Regions from separate parts of the Homo sapiens genome. Here region 1 is linked to region 2. Evidence: chromatin loops called from intact Hi-C (ENCODE). Cell type or tissue: CD4-positive, alpha-beta T cell. All regions are shown on one strand. Each heading gives the region's core, and the rest is flanking DNA. Links, peaks and the distances in the headings are about the cores only. Region 1 has its middle 56 kb from the start of PLCL2. Region 2 overlaps OXNAD1 (oxidoreductase NAD binding domain containing 1).

Evidence for each region. Peaks named below come from ENCODE experiments on the same cell type or tissue, not always from the same donor. Only the 100,000 strongest peaks of a DNase experiment are listed, where the experiment ranks them.
Region 1: it touches region 2 in a loop (2.4-fold over the local background); 3 of 110 quality-filtered maps call a loop at or near these places.

The regions. Positions count from the first base shown.
Region 1 is chr3:16,827,285-16,830,094 of GRCh38, forward strand. No RefSeq gene overlaps it. Among named protein-coding and RNA genes, the nearest start is that of PLCL2, 56 kb to the right of the region's middle. In CD4-positive, alpha-beta T cell, for the core only: a CTCF peak has its summit at 1,742; a DNase peak (open chromatin) is centred at 1,697.
Region 2 is chr3:16,288,802-16,291,611 of GRCh38, forward strand. The region is part of intron 5 of OXNAD1 (oxidoreductase NAD binding domain containing 1); the gene reads left to right. Among named protein-coding and RNA genes, the nearest start is that of OXNAD1, 25 kb to the left of the region's middle. In CD4-positive, alpha-beta T cell, for the core only: CTCF peaks have their summits at 1,693 (motif pointing right) and 1,893; DNase peaks (open chromatin) are centred at 160, 1,690, 2,070 and 2,180; H3K4me3 peaks cover 2,500 bases; H3K27ac peaks cover 2,255 bases.

The DNA.
Region 1 (2,810 bases), core at 298-2,797, 540 kb after region 2:
CCCAATATTAACCCCAGTTATGTTTTTCTATATTATTTCAGAAAATTATATGCACATTTTTATTATTCATACAAATAAATTTCCTTACATCTTCCAAAGCTTTGACATCACCATAGACCAATCTTTCTTGTTCTTTGCAATGACTACAGAATACTCCATTTTTATAAATAGGCCATAATTTACTTAACCAATTCTTTATTAGTGGATACTTAGACCATCTTGAGATCTCGGCTGCTACTGAAAAGAAAAAAAAATCCTATAGTAAACATATTTGGTCCATACATCTTGACCTATGTACAAGTGTATCTTGTGGGTAAATTCTCAGCAGCCAATAAACTGAAACATTTGTTCGGTTGAAATTTTTCTATCTGAACGTGGATATAGTTCCATAATAACACTTTTTAGATTGGGTAGAATACTCATGATAAACTATAATGACATATGTGATAAATTTCAGTGGTAGCTTGGACCCTGGGATTAGATGACCTACTTCCAAATCTAGGCTTTCACAGACTAGCTGTGGGGCCTTGGAAAACTTGCTTATAACATCACTTGCTTCAACTTCCTCATCTGAAAAATGGGATTAATAATACTACCTGCCTCTAAGGGTTGATGGAAGAATTGCTGAATGAACAATACCTGGCACATAGTAAGCATTATATGCATTAGCTATTATTTTAGATCTCTTAATCATAAAATTTGAGCTTGATATTTTAGACATGATAGCTCATCAGATATTTTCAATTAAAAGTTTTCAAGATCCCAACATTTTATTCTATAATTCTATTCCCAAGGCATCTGTAAAATAGACAAAACCTCACAACATGCAAAAACTAAAAGGCCTTACCTGTACTCAATCAATTCTTGTTTTCTTCTGTTTCTTTAGGAGTACTTTGGATTTCTCTTTCTTTTTTCTTATATTTGGCATGGGAATTGCACTTAATTTTCCTGAACTTACTCTGGGTCAAATGAAAACCTGGGATGACTTTTTGTGAGAACAATTCTTTACCACACCCTAAATGTCTGAAAATCTCCCCCATACTTTGCAAAATAATTTTGACTTTGTTTAGTTACCTATAATGACTCATTTCTTTTCATAATGAGGATACAGCCAAAAGAATCCCTATGATGTCCTTCTCCTCAGTTTCCCTGACTTGGGTGGGTGAGAGAAGAAGGCTGCAGATTTACCAATAGCCCATCTGCTGGGTGGCCACTGGCTACCTGCCTGGATTCTGAAGGTCTTACTTTGTGTCACAGAGCCCAAACCACTCACTCTTTGTTCCAGACTAGTTCTTCCTTGCTTATTTTTAGCCTTACAGAAAGCCTCTCCCATCCCTCTCTATCGCTTTGATTAACGGCCTTTTGTTAGAGCGACAAGGATGATTCAGGTGAAACAACAGAAACACTGGCAAAGAAGAGGTTGGTTGGCAGGAAAGATGGTGGGATGGCATGTGGACAGGTCTTTGTGCAGATGGTTTCTGTCCAGTGTAGTGGCCGTAGCTGAGTGCTGTTGTGTGCACCTGTAATCTCAGCTACTTGGGAGACTGAGGTAGGAGGATCCCTTGAGCCCAGGAGTTCAAGGCCAGCCTGGGCAATATAGTGAGAGGTTGTCTCAAAAAAAAAAAAAAAAAAAAAATCCAAAGGCCTCTTAGCTCCTGCCATTACTTCGTGGCCACAAGGGGTCCCTCTGCCCTAGATTGTCAGGTGATGGCAAAACATACAATCTTGAAGGTCAAAGAAACAATAAGGGATCTTGTAGACTTCCATTTTAAAGCCTCAGATGCAAGCTGACTCGCTGTGAGTAATTACAGTTGGAAAGAAGTTTTGTTGCTGTCGTTTGTTGTTTGTTAGTAACAATGCCTTGAACTGATTTCTGAAAAAGTATATATCCTAGAGCAGTGGCCCTAATGCCCTGAACTGCTCTGACTGAGTCTGACCTCAACTCCAGGCAGAGCCGAGGGATTCATGCTGAAAGCTAACGAAGAACCTAAATATTTTTTGAGCACCAATTATGTTCCAGACTTTGTTCTAGAACCTGAGAAGGCAGTGAACAGAGTGGAGAAAGCACTAGTGTTCAGGGAGCTTACTTAGTGGTGAGAGCAGTTATAGATAGATAAATAGCCAATAGAATTGGTAATGGTAAAGACTAAGAAAAATAAAGTGGGATAAGAAAGGTGAAGAATGACAGCAGTAAGAAAATGAAGTAAAAGACATCATATTGTAAAGAAAGGTTTGAGATGACATAATTTTGTATGTAGAAGATTCTAAAGAATCCACTAAAACACCATTTGAACAAATAAGTGGTTTGACAACGTTGCAAGATACAAGATCAATATACAAAACTCAATATATTTTTATATACTTGCAATGAACAGTATGAAAAAAATAAGAAAATAATTGTATTTATAACAGCATCAAATAGAATAAAATACTTAGGAATAAATTTAACAAAAGAATTGCAAAATATGTACTCCAAAAACTGCATAATATTGTTGAAAGAAATTAACAAAGGGCTAGATAAATAAAAAGATATTCCATGTTCATGAATCAGAAGATTCATTGTTAAGATGGCAACACTCCTTAAACTGATCTACAGACTCAAACCCTATCAGAATCCCAGTTGGCTCCTTTGTCAAAATTTACAAGATAATCCTAAAATGTATATATGGAATTGAAAGGGACCCCCAAATAAATAAAATAATCTTGAAAAACAAGAACAAAGTTGGAAGACTCACACTTTCTGATTTGATTTGATTTGGAGATGGAGTCCCACTCTGTCGCCCAGGCTGGAGTGCAATGGTGCGATCACG
Region 2 (2,810 bases), core at 137-2,636:
GGGGTGGAAAGCTTGGCACTCACTCTTGGGTCTGGAGCATGCCACCACTGGTCCTCACACAGTGTGCAGCTGCCCTGAGTTTCTAGATTCACATTTGGCTGTGGTGCTCACTGCCTGCCTCTGGCATTGGTTATGCTACTGTGGGTAGCAGTGTATTGTCGCCTAGTGCCCTGGAGACTGCTCAGCTCACATGCTTGCTTTCTACCAGCCAGCTCTGTGATGTGGTCAGTTTCCTTATTTGTCTGGGCTTCAGTTCTCATATCTTCAAAGAGGGAGCAGTAGTATTCCTACGTTTTGGGATATTTAAAGTGTTTAGCATAATGCCTACTGTTAACTTCATTTGTTTGATTTTAGCTTTTGTTATTGCTAATAAGTATTTCATTCAGTTAGATCATATGTGCTGATAAGGCCCAGGGGACAGATTCCAATTCTTATCTCCTTGGTCAGTTTCCCTGCACTGAAGCTGTTGATTGGAAGAGTGGCAGGCCAGGCAGGAGTGGGGGCTTATCACCACCATGTCACCACTGATGCCCCAGTCAGTACTCAATCCACACTTGGCTGGGTATAGCTTGCCTCCTGAGGGGAAGTAAGGCCAAAGCATTTTCACAGAGTGGAGGGAATTCCTGGTCCTAGTGTGTCTGACTTTCTACAAGATAACATAAGTTTAGATGCTAGAAAGCAACTTTGAGCCCTGCTGAGAGAAAGAGGACACCAAGAAGAAACACTGGAGGAGCAAGATTAGAGAAATAAGACTTTATACCTACCCTTGAGCAGGGCTGCCACACTGTAGATAGATAATATCCTTGCAACCTACACAAGCATGTGTGGCAGCCCTGATTCTCACAGGACTGCACATAACATAGCACTGTATTCCTTGGCATCTTTTTCAAACTGTGTCCTCCCCCATTACTCATCTGGTAAGCATTGTGTGTCTTTTAAGACTGTTTAAAGGGCATCTCTTCTGTGAAGTCTTTCTTAATTCCTGTACTCCTGGTAGAATTGACTCCTCCTTCCTCTGCCTTGCCTCGCTACGCTAAGCAGATTTTATCATTGCCCATTTAATTGTATGTATTTGTTAATTTTCCTCCTCTTAGAGTGGGTTCATTGAGGGCAGCAACTAAGACATATGTGCATCTTTGTACCTCCAGCAAGTACCACAGTGCCTGTATATGGTAGGCAGGTGCTCTCTTAGATGTTTGCATTAAGTGAATGAGTGAGGGGCTCTGAGAACTGTAGGCAAGGACTAAAGAGTTCTGGGATCTCATAGTATAGCTGCTGTGTGCTTGGCACTGGGGCTCCCTTTGTGGACAGGACCTGGCTGCCTGGTGTGTCATGGTTGGATGTGGACATCCACTGCTTCACCGCGCACCTAGGCTCCTTCTGCATACACTCACTCATTGGGTATATAGTAAGGGCTTTAACTCATGGCTCCAAGAGTGCTCATCCTGCAAAGGACATTTTTAAAGGTGTGTGTTTAAGGTATAATTCTTTCTTGGACAGATGTTTTATGAAATATGTATTGTGCATATTTTCTTAAATCCATTCAGATGAAGTTTTTATGTAACTTAAATTCTTCTGTATTTTTTAATGAAGGAGTCCTTTTTTTCCAAAGGTAGCTTTCCAGAGTTACTAGAGAAGAGGGTTGGTTCCCTTTCATTCAACTGAGAGAATGGCCTTCATCAGCATTGAGCAGCAGAGGGCACTGTAGTTCAGGAGATGAAGCAGCAAAAGTAGCTTATTAATGTATTTATTTTTTAAACATGGAAATAATGGAGATTTTTGTATACCTCCTCTGTGATAGCATATAGCAACTGTGTTAACAAATGCTAACGATAGTCTTTTAAATTTTTATCTTGTCAGAAATGAAAAGAAAGTTAAAGTACTCATGGAAAAGAGTCAAGTGAAAATAGGTTAAAGTTGGCCAAAGACCTTTTCTGGAGCACTTCCAATCCAGAACTGGTTTTTAAACACTTATAATAAATGACTGGAAATGTAAGGCCATAGACTGCAGGAGAATATTTTTTTAAGGTCATAGATCAGATTAGAGAACATCTTTTGCTTTTCTTTTAGGCCTGTATGTAGGTAAGCAACTGGGGAAGGATGATACTTTTTGCTCTTGTGATGGCTGTGAAACACCTAGATTGGATGTTTATGTTTCCCAGATATGGGGATGAGAATTTTTTGTGGTTCTGTGTTCCAATACATTTTTCTTGGTATGTGACTAGGTTTATTGCATTTCCTAGAATCCTCACCAAAAAAGGGTTTCTGTGGCATAGAATTATTGAAAGCTTGAAACCCAGGAGTTCTAGACTACAGGATGTGGTTAGAAGAAAAGAAGGAAACGTTAAGACTTGTGTAACTCAGAGGCCATATCGGCCTATTAAGTCTGTCAAATACTAGTGGGAGAGTTTTTGTTGCTTTTCTTGACCCTTTTTTCATACTTTTTAAAACTTAAAAAGACTGTTATGTTGAGATATATTCATATAAAATTCAAACATTTAAAGTGTACAATTCAGAGGTTTTAGTATATTAACAGAGTTGTGCAGCTATCAGCACAATCACATTTAGAACATTTTTATCCCAGAAAGAAACTCTGTAATGATTCTTATTCATTCCCTATCCTCCTGCCCGGCTTAGATGACCACTAATCTATTTTGTCTCTATGGATTTGTCTCTTATAGACATTTTATACCAGCAGAATCATACAATACAGTGTGTGGTCTTTTTGTGATTGGCTTCTTTCACTTAACATGATTTCAGGGTTCATCTATGTTGTAGCCTGTATCAGTACTTCATTCCATTGTATGGAT